2 separate regions of the Homo sapiens genome follow, and region 2 is linked to region 1. Evidence: chromatin contacts called from ENCODE Hi-C or POLR2A ChIA-PET data. All regions are on one chromosome and are shown on one strand. Each heading gives the region's core, a stretch centred on a gene start or an enhancer-like site at or near the end of the contact. The rest is flanking DNA. Distances are from core to core; before and after follow the strand shown. Region 1 holds the start of LETR1 (lymphatic endothelial transcriptional regulator lncRNA 1). Region 2 has its middle 40 kb from the start of LETR1.

What was found. Hi-C counts contacts between places; a loop is a spot of excess contacts on that map. ChIA-PET counts read pairs that join two places held with the same protein, here RNA polymerase II (POLR2A). Pooled maps may share reads with other maps.
Region 2: a map of endothelial cell of umbilical vein shows a loop between it and region 1 (7-fold over the local background). The contact joins the enhancer-like site here to the promoter of LETR1 in region 1. A Hi-C loop is called at or near these places in 3 of 168 maps with a recorded cell type or tissue (CD4-positive, alpha-beta T cell, endothelial cell of umbilical vein and heart left ventricle) and 3 of 50 pooled maps. POLR2A ChIA-PET finds 5 or more read pairs at or near these places in 3 of 52 experiments (BJ, HEK293 and activated T-cell).

Annotation. Positions count from the first base shown.
Region 1 is chr15:95,321,845-95,329,201 of GRCh38, forward strand. LETR1 (lymphatic endothelial transcriptional regulator lncRNA 1) reads right to left here and starts at 5,256. Exons shown (of 4, transcript NR_034095.1): 1 at 4,986-5,256.
Region 2 is chr15:95,364,133-95,370,609 of GRCh38, forward strand. No RefSeq gene overlaps it. Among named protein-coding and RNA genes, the nearest start is that of LETR1, 40 kb to the left of the region's middle. Within about 2 kb of position 1,699, at least 3 of the 41 ENCODE cell types and tissues checked have a DNase peak (open chromatin) inside an H3K27ac peak, as active enhancers do; they include endothelial cell of umbilical vein, where a contact is called at or near this core.

The sequences.
Region 1 (7,357 bases), core at 4,006-6,505:
CATCAATTTCCTGGGAACCGTAAGAACTACTAAAACCTTTGCTTGTTTTGTTTGGTGATTCAATTTGTTATTGGGATAAAAGTATATTTCAAACTATTTCTGTAAGAACAGAATCTCAAAATACAAATGTTATTTTGTATATTATTTACAAATTCCCAGGCTATGAGCTTAATTTATGGTCATCTGCAAAAGGTAGAAAACAAGGTTTTGAGTTGAGTCTCAACTTGCCTGTCACTAAATTGTACAGAATAGATGGTAAGATGGATTCCTTGTGAGACATAACTTTGCAAGCCCCCAGGCAGGAAATTCACCCACTAGGACTTGGGAGTCACCCAAGTTGTATTTGTGCATCCCTTAAAAAGCAAGACTGGGCCGGGCATGGTGGCTCACGCCTGTAATCCCAGCACTTTGGGAGGCTGAGGCGGGCGAATCACCTGAGGTCAGGAGTTCGAGACCAGCCTGACCAACATGCAGAAACTCCGTCTCTACTAAAAATATAAAATTAGCCAGGTGTGGTGGTACATGCCTGTAATCCCAGCTACTCAGGAGGCCGAGGCAAGAGAATCACTTGAACACGGGAGGCAGAGGTGTGGTGAGCCTAGATCATGCCATTGCACTCCAGCCTGGGCAACAAGAGTGAAACTTTGTCTCAAGACAAAAAAAAAAAAAAAAAGATTGCAAGACTTCCCTTTCCCTAGGCTCATCAAAAAAGTAATTAAAGTAAGTGTATGTAGCCGGGTGTGGTGGCTCACGCCTGTACTCTCAACACTTTGGGAGGCTGAGGTTGGCGGATCACCCTTAAGTCAAGAGTTAGAGACCAGTCTGGCCAACATGGTGAAACCCCATCTCTACTAAAAATACAAAAATTAGCCAGGCACAGTGATGCACACCTGTAGTCCCAGCTACTCGGGAGGCTGAGGTAGGAGAATTGCTTGAACCTGTGAGGCGGAGGCTGCAGTGAGCTGAGATTGCACCATTGCACTACAGCCTGGGTGACAGAGCAAGACAATCTCTCAAAAAAAAAAGTATATGTATAAAATATGTGTATATAAGTGCGTATACAGATATACCATATATAATTTATATATATATATAAATACATACATATCTTATGTATGTACATTTATAAATATCTGTAAATGCAAAGAGGCTCCAGATTTACCTTTTGAATAAAATCCAGAGTCACTACTATCTTAATTTTTGCATGAGTTATCTGCAAAGCAAATGAGAAGTAACTAACAATTTATTTAAATAGAAAGAAAATCCCCTCTGCTATTTATTATAAAACACTTCATTAATTTATCACCGGAGTTATTGTCTCAAACTCACTAATGTCTTCTCTGGGCTACTTTTCATAGATTATTTCTTGTACATTTGCAAGACGTTACTGAGTCCCAGGCAATGTCCCAGATGATCAGGGCATTTGTGGTACCTGGTATTTGGCTTCTATACCATGCTCTATAGACTAGATGGGGTGTGTCAAGGAAAGGATGTCTCCATTTGCCTTTGTCCTTAAGAAAGTGAGTAACTGTCTCTTTCCTTGCCTATTTCTTCCATGGAGAATTTACTGGCCCCAATTTAAAAAAAAAAAAACTCCTACCACACTCCCATTTTCTGTAAGTGCAATTAGTTGCAGGTACAAAATTTGGAGCAAAGAGGCCTCTCGTGGCCTGTTGTGCCTGCAGTTATCCAACTGTGGCTGCAGTTTTTCAGTGCACAACTGATTGCACCCACAAAAAGAAAGGCTAAACTTTGAAAATGGGTCCCTTTAAGACAGTTGGGGGATTGCATGCCTCCGGTTGGCAAATTGCAATCTTTTATAGAGGCACAGCCATCACTCTGGCTCGCACTGCCAGTCTGAAATCCAGGTTAGGCATCTTGCATGAGGGAGAGACCTGGCTGGAGAGCAGGTGCACAGGACTCTCTCCTCTCCGCCCACCACTTGCCCCCCTTTCACCTTGAGCTACTCATGGACTATGCATTAGTATTCAGCATTCCTGACTCCATCTCCTGTTTAGTTCACCAGTCACTCTCCAAAAGGGTTTGCAGAGAGAAGCTCAGTCGGTCACACTGTCAATATAACACATTTAACCAACTCTAAATTTGCTTTAAAGAGACAGCTACCAAGATTGACTTTTGCAAAGTGACTCACTCCACCACGCGGCAAAGCCGTCCGTTTGCTCTCGACTGTTAAGTGTGTCACTGAGTACATAAGAAAGGGTTTTGAAGGAATTCCAGTGTGAATCCACTAATTCAATAATCCAATACCATAAATTCAAGTAATGGATATTAATACTATGTTCAAAACACGCTCACAACTTTGATATCTCTCTTTCTCAAACAGACAGAGCATGCGTCGTGAGAGGCTCCTGATGAAATAATAAAACCCAATTTTCATCTAGAAACAAGAATCATTATAGGAGGATGGTAATTTACTTTATATGACCTTCAATTGATTATTCTGTGGCTGCCACACAAATATCACAGGAGCTATTGATCGTAAAACCTACCAAATAGATCTCTAATAGCTTTTACTGGGCAAAAATAATTATGCTTGCACTGTGGTCAAACACACATAAACCAATGTGGAGGTATTAATATATGGCATTATTACCCATCTGTCTGCTAGGCATGGAGAAGACCCTTCACGGGAACACTCTATGTCTAAGCTCCATGAAAGCTCAATATCCAAGCCAACAATTACAGCCAGTTACACAGAAAAATTGATTACCGTAACTAAAAGCTAGAGCTGGAGAGTAGAGGCTGCAGCTTGCTTAAGAAAAGTAAAATAATAACAAGAGAAATCCTAATTGAGGGGGAGTCCTGCTGCAGTGACTACCAGGACTCAGAAATTGCATTTCCCTGTGGTGTCAGCAGCCGAGTAACTTTTCAGAGTCAAGAGCTTTCTATCCAGCCTAGATCATGATCAATGATCAACACTCGTAAAAGGTCAGGGTGTCTAATCAAAGACCAGATCATCTATCTCTCAAGGTAAAGCGTACAACATAATCCAGAAATGTGGCGCTGCTGGCCATGGAGAGTGAGAAAATCCAAGGGAAAGAGAAACTTCAGTTCCACTTTGGTGAACAGGAAGAATGTTCTGCTCATACAAAATGTGCAGCCAGCCTTCTGCGGGCGATCCTCAGTGGCTCAGGTGGGCCTGAAGGGGATGAACAAAGGCCACGCTCTGAAGGGGGAGCTTCTCCAACATGCTGGGCTTCCAGGTTCTGATAAAAACATTTTAGACTTCAAAATGTCACAGCAAGTCTATCACTTGCTCTCCAATTCCCGAAACTCAGTATTTTAAAAAATAATATGTAAATATAAATGCACCAACAGCAAATAACAAAAATCCCAAACTGCTATCGAGGTGTTAAAATGAGGAGTGATACATTTTAACAACCAGAATGAATACACTAAAATGCTAATAGAACTGAGTAGTGGAAAAGAAACAAAAAGAGAGATCTTGTTTACCCAATGTGGGTTCTGTGCATATGCTTGAGTGGAGAGGGGAGACAACTGTGGGATGGGGGCATAAGTATATCCTGTGAAACAGAACAGAATACTATCCCAGGAATCCCGTTCATATATCTCATGAAATAGAATCAAATAATATCTCATGTAGCCCATGAAACAGAACAGGATTGGAATGCACAGCTGGATGGCTGCACATGCCAAGGATTGGAAAGGTTTTCCCAAAATACCTATGTCTAACCCCAAAGTGCTTCTGCCTCCACCACACCCCAGACCAATCAAACCAGAGTATTAATTTTGGCATTTGTATTTCTTAAAACAAAAAACAAAAGCCTATGTGAATCTCACATGAAGACAGGTTTGAGAACCACTAACTTTAAAGGGAGAGACCCTTTTTAGGGAAGGGAGGTCCTTAGAGATGAGGAACCTCCGGTTTCCCAAGGGCACCTCTCCTTCTTCTGCAGAAATACAGCTCGCCTGTTTATTTCTCTTCCTTTTTGGCATTAGCAGTTCCAGTTGTTAAAGGCAGGAAAACTGGAGTCATTGTCTCTCTCTTTTTCATGATTTATGACTCAGAAGCAAGACAGGGGCAGGAGGTTGGAGGGTAATGCTTGCGGCTGTGGTTGCTGTTATTTTTATTTTGTATTTTTCTTAAAGAAAATAAAAGAAATATGCTTTTCTGAAAAATCTTGAAGCCTTGAAGCCACCTGCAGGGCTGTTGTTTTCCAAGGCCTTGCACTTACGTAATTGACATCTACATAGACACACTCCTGGAACATATCGGGGGAGGCAGGCATTCTGCTTGTTCTCATTTGTTCTCAAATTACATGATAAAATACATGTTTTGGACCTTTTAAACCAAAGGGAGTTATTGAGCCCGCTTACAAAATCCATAACATGTTAGCAGGACTTATCTAGCTGCCTCCACAGAATAGCCAAGCAACTCTACACCCGCTTTAGCCCCCACAAAAACAAGCGGATTGCACTACAAATAATTTGCCTATTTGGAAAATGAAAGCTTCTCTGTAGTTTGAGGTCCTATTTTTTCTTTAAGTTGTTACAGTCTTTTCATGGTCCTTGAGGTCTAGGTTAGGTTTTTGTTTGGGGTAATTTTTGTATCCTATGGATACTATTTAATCTTTAGTATTGAGTCAGTATTTCTCACTTAGGCCTTAGGGGAATACTGCCTGAAGTATGTAGGGGGCATGCGGAATTCAGACGTGGCTTGGAAACTGCACCATGGGTTCACCCAAGAAACAGACCAGAGGCAACACATTCTATCACTAAAACGTGTTCTCAGTTACACTTCCCTTCCAAAGGTAAGCATCTTAATTCTTCAACTTTTTAAGAGGCTAAACCCAGTGAGGGCCCGTATGTCCACAAATAGATGACACACCCATCCAAAGCACGCGTGTGTATTAAGGGACAGCGTGTCCTCCCACGTTCCAGCCGCCCCCCTGGCTGCCAGCCGCGGGCTCAGCGCACGTACGGTCCCTGTCACCCGAGCGTACCTGTCCCGTTCTGGCCTTGGAGAACGCAGTGGCTCACAAGGGCACCGCTAGCACGCGAGGCGCGGCGAAGGGAGCGGAGGGAAGCGGCGGGCTGTCGCGCAGGTGCGGCCCCACCTGCCGCCGGATTGGCCGCGGCGGCTGCGGCGCTCCGCGGGAGGAGGGCGGATGATGGATGGCCTGTCTGCCGGCCCGGGTCCGAGCCGCGGGGGCCGCCGAGGGAAAGACGGGCGCGCGCGCGCCGCTCCGTGCCCAGCGCAGACAGCGAGATGCCTGCACAAAAGGATGGGGCTTGGAATGTTTGGATTTTGAAGATTAGTTTCTATTATATCTCTGTGGGAGAAAGGAAAACGCGCTATGGGAAAGTGGAGGGCGAAGAACCCCCGAATAATTTCGGACTGATGTTTCACAAATCATTTCGCCAGGGAACAACCCGCGAGCCTCCCCTTCCCAAATGGCAAACAGTTCAGAAGTCTTATTTGTCATGTATGTGAATGATGCCCTATCAGTATCTGAGAAACAACAGGAAATCAGACCTGAACAGTTGCATCCCCTTATCTCGGGCAATATTAAACCCATTGAAAATGGGTTAAAAAGGAGGGGCGTGGACAATACACTTTAGATATTCTACACAGGCTAAAAATATAAGATAATTGGCTAGTAAACGCTAGTAAACTTTTTTTTCGAAAAAGAAAAAAATAGAAGGATGTGCCCGATATATATATATATATCTATATATATATATATAGCACATTAGGATATGCAACATTTTCATAATTTATCTAGCTTTTACTTGTTTAAAAGTCATGAGCAATTTGAATATGTTTTGTTTGCCCTTGCAAAAGGATGACGGTGCATTGTTTTAGGCAATTCTATTTAAGAAGTGTCCTTTTTAACACTGGTTAGGTTGAGAGTGAGGGTCGAAGCAGGCAGACGGTTAGCAGGAGAGAATAAGTCGTGAACCACCATAGAAATGGGGCTGATAGAGAGCTATTGTGTCATCCGGGCTCTTCTTTGGCGACTGAAAGACAGACAGGTCCATTCACTGCAAGCATTCCTCCTGCGCAAACCGCCACGCTGAAGGTAAAGCATCTCCTGTCGAGGAGGCAGTCAGTCCTGCAGGTGCTGATTCATTTACTTCTGAGAGTAAAATAGTTTAGAAAAAACCAGATTTTTTTTTCTAGGAGGAAAATGATTTTCTGCTTAATTGTGCTTTTGAATTACACCATCTTCCTCTGCCATGTCCACTACCACCACGAAGAAAGTGAAAGCCATGTTTAAAATAGTAATAAATGAGATGGAAACATATCACCAAGGTATATTTTATATAACTGATTGAAAAGCGAGTGGGTGGAAAGAGAGAGCTTAAGTACAAGTGTTTCTCTTTCAAATACCATATGAACAGAACAGTAACTTTAGAAAAAAGAAATGGGAAAAGGAAACATAATAATCCCATCAGGCTAACAGGGACAGCATATACCAAAAAAATGCCCATGTAAATTAAATGTATGCATGCTTCTTACTAGAATTGTTTATATGTATGCTTACATACTTATAAAAGAGTACATTTGAATTGTGGGATTATGTAGTGATTCACACAGCATTATGTCGAAGGGACTTTTTAATATTATTAGAGAATATCCATATTAACCAATTTTAATAACTGCATAATCTTTCATTAATTGTATATATGGTTTGCTCAACTATTTTCCTGATGTTGGATATTTAGGTTGCTTTTGGATTTCACTAGAGTAAATAACACAGTAAGGAACATCTTGAGGCAACATTTCCATGTTTTAAATTATTAATTTCAAAGAAATTTATTGAAGTGGAATAAATGGGCCATACATTAGGAACATTTTCGTAGTTTTTTTACAATCATTTTCAAGCTAACTTACAAAAAAAAGTATTGTACCGCCCCATCCTGCCAGCAGGAAAATCTTGTATTACATTTTTTTCAGCTTTGTTGAAGAAAAATTGACAAATAAAAATTGTATATATTCAAGGTACACAATGTGACGTTTTGATATATGTCTACATTGTGAAATGTATCACATTTTAAAAAAAAGTATGCTCCATGTTATTGAGACTATTTGGAAAAGTATTTGGTAATGTAGCAGGTGGGAATTATTTTTTGATATTCATTTTCTTTAGTTATTAATGAAGTCCTTTTGTTTCTTTAAAAATTTCTTTCCTCTCTTTTGGATTTTGGTTTCTGTTCAATCATTGAAATAGCTCTGAAGTTGGTATATAAAAATAAAATATAGCATTTTTACAAATCACTCTTTCATAGTGTTAATTTTGAACTAGGTTGATAACCCTGGTTAAAATGGTTACAGCAAAAAAATTCTTCACAAATTGAGCAAAGGTGCAGT
Region 2 (6,477 bases), core at 449-2,948, 39 kb after region 1:
CATTCAGAGGGACAGTTTTGGACATTTTGGTCCGAGTTGAAAGTATGGAGGAGAATTTATAAAAAGCTACCTCTGCACATACCTCCAAGGAGAGAGAGTAGGAATGAAAACACTGCTCATTTCTAGGCCATATTCAGCATAAATGCCAGAAAGATCATGTTAGTTTATTTGGGAACTGTCTTTGGGGGCAGATTTGATGTGTTGATCACAGCCAGGTGACTTCTGAAATCATCATTCATGCTTTGGGGGGGATGTTGGACAGAGGAGGCAGAAAGGGAAAACAACTCCCAGAGCCAAAGTTTTGCATAAGATGGTAACAATTGTCAGTTTCCACCTGGCAATAAAACTCCCCAGCAAGCCCTTCTGCTAATACACGCTATATGGCAGTAACCGTCTTTCTTTCTCCTATGGAGAGTTGTAAAGTCATAAAGTAGATGAGTATTACTGATTTTAACCTGACATATTTCCCTGTTCCTTGAATTTGCACCTTAAAAAAAGTGTAGCCTTGACACATTAGTATTGAACACTCTTGCCCTCTTGTTGAGTACGCAGTAGCTTAAAAAAAATACTCATTTTCTTCATTCCATGCCCCTACTCCTTCCATTTTTCTTTAAAAATTGCCTGTAGTCACCACAGCTTTGTTATGGAGGGGAAAAAGTAACTTGAGCTATACCATTTGTAGAGCACTTTGGCGTTTACTCTTTAGTGTATATTCTCTTTCTTAAATTTAAAAACATATTAAAAGGGAGGTGTTTAGCTCCCATTTGGCAGATGGGACAACTGAGGCTGAGCTTGACATAGCGCGTTTTCCCAAATTCTGCAGCAGTAAGTAGCAGTAGAGCGCAAACTAATGTCCACGTGTAACTGGCATCAATACCCAAATAAAGTGCCTTTATTTATTATAGCACCTGACAATTACATAGCAACTTCAATTTTTCGGAAGTGCTTTTCTTTTTTTCCCTACATCATTTTCTTTAAAAAATAAGTTCAGTAGAACCCAGCCACATTTTAAAGTTGCCCAGAATTCAGAAGCACAGAGAAGTGATTAAACTTATTAACAAAGATACAGTCAACTAATATGAACGTGATATTCCTTTTAGATATCTATGAACACGTGTTCTCTTAATGATTATATGCCATATCTCTCCATGTATTATCTCAAGGAAGAAAATAAACATGGATTTTCATGAATGTAATTAATGTGTTCCGAGACAACACTTCACGTTTTACTGAATTCCCTATGTACTCAGTTCTAAGGTCATCTCTCCAGAAGACAAAATAGCCCTTTTTGTTAAGTTGTCTGGAGGTTTGGTTTGTTTGTTTATTTGTGTGTTTGGGGGCGGGGGGTACATCAGTTTCTCTAGAAAGCTGGCTCCTGCGTTCTCAGGGGTTATAAAAATGGGAATCATTTTTATTGGCAATCCACTGGAATAGTGCTGAGACAAATGGAAACTTGAAGATAAGGATCCTCTGAGGTGAGAACATACAGCTGTTGGGAATTGCTAGAGAATCTGACCAATAAAGGAAGTCACTATTTTTCCAGGCCTGAAGTGAGTTATAGGGCGAGACGGGTGTTGTATATTTATGTAAGGCAGCAGCAGGGAGTTTAAGCGGCTGTATATTGCTGAAAGAGCATCATTCACATTCAGGCAGAGACAAAAGGTGGAAATGAAGTAACATCCTGGCTGAAGAAGGCCTCACGACAGAATAATAACATTTCAGAGAGGGGGGCCGTGTGCGAGGCTGTGGGTAGGCCTCAAAATGAGGAAATGATCAAGATGCCTTGTCAGGCCTTCAGAAAACAGTTACACACACACACACACACACGCTCACACACACACACACACACACACAGGCACTCAGGATTAAGGCCTGGCCAAGCGTCCTTGGGAAGGAAAGTCATTTATCTTTCACAGAAACGCGTACACAATTACCCGCAACCTTCATCAGTACAGTCAGCAAGATAGGTTAGCCAAAACTACTAGAAAAAATATATATCAATACACATATTACAGTTACACTTCCATTTGGTATTTATTATTATCATGTACTCTAGCCTCACTGCATCAGTGTGGATACTAATTCAGGACAATATTTGAAGGACTAAAGTGGTTCTGGCTGCTCAAAAGACTCAAAGGAAGGGGGTAGGCTGGGGGGAAGAGACTGTCTTATCTCCTGTGTTTATTTATTGTGTCCTTTTGTTTAGAGGAAGTAGCGAGAAGAAAGGGGTCATGAAATTACACGCCTCTAATGACAAATGGTGAGAGGAGAGACAATCCACTTCAGAAAAATGATCAAAAGAGGAGGAAAGAAAGAATTTTAACATTCAAAAAATATATGTAGCTAGTCCGTGAGGCTCTTCTAAAACGCTGCACTTCTGTTTGGTAGAAATAGTTTAGGGTGCACCCAAATGCTAATGAAGATGTTATCAAATTTTTAAATGGTAGATTGCGTTGAATATTTCAGAAACTTTAGTCATTTAGAAAAAGCCTAATGTAGATAGAGTAAGAATCTTCTGTCACACAGGAAGCTCTTAGTTAATACTAAATTAGGGTGGTTATTAAAACACAGGATGGCACAGAACTGGGATGAAAATAGATATATTTTATCCTTAAAGTTTATTTGTCTTTGAAAGCAATATGACAATTATGAAAATTTTAAGTAAAATTAAAAGACGTCTTTGAAAATGTTTGTGGGCCGTGGACTAGATTTGTGAATTTTCTGTATTAGGACCAAGTACGATGAGATGTCAGAGTGAATTTATACTAGACAAACCATTCACTTACAACCTCATGAGTATCTTGCTTAAGTTTTTAGGGAATAGTAGAATCACAAAACGAATACACTTGTTTCTCTGTTTTTCATTTATTTTTTCTTCTGCAGCTACACAGCTAAATATTAAACAACTACGAAAAAACAAAGCAAAAAAGAATGCTGAGCTGAAATCATTTAATTTCCTTCATTGACCCTTCCTTAACATTGTGACAACTCAATGTTTCAGTCACACCAGAGGGGTTTACACATTCAACTCCAACATTATCAGAACATGGTATTTAGGAGGCTTTTCAATAGCCAAAGGCTAGGAAGACTAAGAATGAACACAGGGCTCTTCATCTTTCTAGAATATGAGCAATTCACAAATGGGAACAGTTCATACTGCATTCGCAGGTGAACTTACCCGGCACGGAGCTGAAGCCAAAGATTTCTAGGAATGACAGCTTCAGCACATCCGTGAAATGATCCTACTTGCCAATTTCCTATTTTTCCACAGGGGACATCTGAAGGGCTGGGGTTGTGCAAATTCATTTCTGGCTTCTGAAGCATCAGGTAATGGCTACTGCCAGAGGCAGGATTCCAAAACCATTAGCCCACTGGTCTGATCGCATATGAAAAAACCTAATATTTTGACCACACAACCCATCTCATGGCATGCTGGCCTGGTACTAAAAATGCATTGATGAAGAACATATTGTATTAGGTCACTCATTGAAGCATAGCTTAGGAGTGCTTTGAGAAAAATGCCATTTCCACAGGATTTGAGCTCCATTGAGAAAAATAATGTCTTAAACATAGATTGTTCAGTCTCCACTCTGTTTGTATACACACACACACACACGTATACACACATACACATATATATACACACACACATACAGAAAGAGTCACATATATATAAGGAATTTCTTAGACCAAGACACACACACACATACATATATATATATATATATATATATATATATATATATATATGGAATTTCTTAGACTAAGACATATATACATATATATGTATATATATATACGGAATTTCTTAGACTAAGACATATATACATATATATGTGTATATATATATACGGAATTTCTTAGACTAAGACATACATACATATATATGTATATATTTATATGGAATTTCTTAGACTAAGAATTTCTGGGTACATCAGCAGTGGTTCATATAAAAAGAAACAGAGGGGTAGGGAAATGAAAACACAGTCTTCCATTTTTTGGCTTCTCCCTTAGAATGTTTGTATAAGAAATCATCAGTTCAGTTGCAGGCATTTATGTGTTGTGGTGTGTTGGGGGGAAAAAAACCCTCCATTTAAACACGGATTTTAACCTTTCCACCTTAGCCTCTTACATTTTCTTTCCTTCCACTCAAAGCATTTAGGTAAATTAGGATGAGGTCCCTCCATAAAAATGCAAGGGGATCAGTTAAACTTTCACTTCTAATTTATTCATGAAGGAGCGAGGTCTTGCCTGGCCGTGCTGTGCGTCATCCTGTCAGAATGACTTTCTCTCTTGTTGAGAAGGGAGATGGAAAGACAGGAAATCGGGGGCTCCAGCTCTCCTAGTAATTGCTGTGAGAATAAAAATGTGAGTACTTTCTTGCCTGGTTAAGTGAATGTGAGCAAAAGTTTCAAAAATGAAGATAAGAACTAAATTAGCATAGATATATGTGCATGAGTGTAGGAACTAAAATATATGTAATAAGTGTATTTGTATGTTATAAATGCATAACATAAAACACATTTTATATAATACATGTATAATGCAAATACATACTGCATTTATAAATAGTGATCTATTTATCACTTTTGATAATATGATACATGATTTTTCAACAGTGTATAGGTGCACCATCAATTCAATGTACAAATGGATACAAAGTATTTATAATAACAGTGTAAGATATACTTGAATTAAATTTCCTAAATCAAGCTGTTTTCAGTTCTACTGTGTTGTTGCAGTTGTAACTTTGTGTAAGCTTGATGCTGTGGACTGTCCCCTTTAACCATTTTTGTTTCCATGCATAAAGATTAAGCTCTCTTTTGCCCTCTGTGTGCAAGCAAACACATGTGCATATTCTATGCATTGTTGAACATGTGCAAGTTTAGAAGATTTATTAGTCTTGTAAGAAGTCCTTCATTTTCTCTCTCAAATTTGATTGGTTTAATATATTTAATGTTCTGTCTTTAAAATTTCTCATCATTTTCTCTTTTTAATTCATTTCTTGTTTTGTTTTGTTTTTCCTTCCCTCCACTTCTGAATAGATTTCACATTTGGAGGCTTGTGGGAAAGGATGACAGAGCCTTATAATGTGAAAGACCTTATTCTATTTGATGAATAGGTTGCTCCGTTTTGCCATTCCCACCCTAGCATTCAAAAATTATCATCTTTTATACATGGGAAAAAGGGAGGGGGTGGGATCTGGCATTAGTTCTTTTAGTCGTCAGGAAATTACAAAATGTACACTTGCGAAGTAAGCGATTTTTGCAGTCTGCCTGCACATCCATCTTTTTAATGAGCCTTGTTTATAACCCGGCGCCATGTTTCCAGTCACCTACCCTGTTTACGTCTTTGGCCTCTTTAATTAAGAGAAGAACCAGTTAAAAGAAAGTAAGAAGAAATATTAATATGATCTGATTAATTCAGCTAGCAGGAGGTTATGGGGTACCAAGGTTATTATAACCTATAAAGGCAATGTGAATGAAGCTGTATCCATTTGTAATTTTATTAGGTGGAGCAAATTAGTGAGTCTGCATAGCAGTGACAAAAGACCCATTCCTGTTCTCCCTTACCCCCTACTGCAAGGGCCAGGTGCCCAAAGTTAGGCTCCATATTAGGCAAATGAGCTCTGATAAATCTCAGCTGCACATCTAATGAGACCCTCCAGAGCTGGCGTTGTGCTAATTTGGAAAGATTAGCTGGGGTGTTTGTGTATGGCGGGTGGAAGTCCAGTGAAATAACAGTGAGGCATGGGGAAGAGGAAGCCAAACCTTGAAAGGGTTAAAGACAGAAAGACAACACTCTCGTGGAAAAGATAAGGCCCGGAATAATTGACAGTGGGCAAACCGCGAGAAACAAACTATCAGGGGCAGCTTGAGGGGTGAAGGGAAAATTCTGTTTTAAAAGAAATAGCAGAGGTAGCTACTGTCTTTATCATGGGAAAAACAACAAAGTCCACCTGTGTGGGCTTCAGCCTTCCCATTTCAGCCCCTCTGACATCAGGAACCCACGTTTTGTCCACTTTCATGAAGTCAAAAGAAAGCTGCAGAGTTTGCTTATGGCAAAGATGTGGTGCGCCGTGATGAGTTAAGGAGAATTCAGTGCAAAAGAAAGGAGGCAGGGCCATGGTTTCAAATGCAAAGATTTTAGTATCTGTCACGGGAGCGGTTCTCATGGGCTGGTCTGTGGACTTTGAAGAGGCTTCATTATTCTGAAATCCTGTCTAGACAAATTTTCTTGGGACTCCAATGTGCAAATTATAGTTTCATTGTCTTGCTTCACCTCATCAATCCTTCTAAACTCTAATTTCAGATTTGCTGCTTATCTGGTATTTGTTCTGTCTTGACTTGGTATCTCCTGCCAATGGCTCCCATCCCTCACTGGCCTGTGCCTGACTTCTCAACCATCAGTTTATCTCTGAGAATTTGGAGGGACTCTCATTCACCTATTGTGTAGGACCAGATTTCCATTTAATCA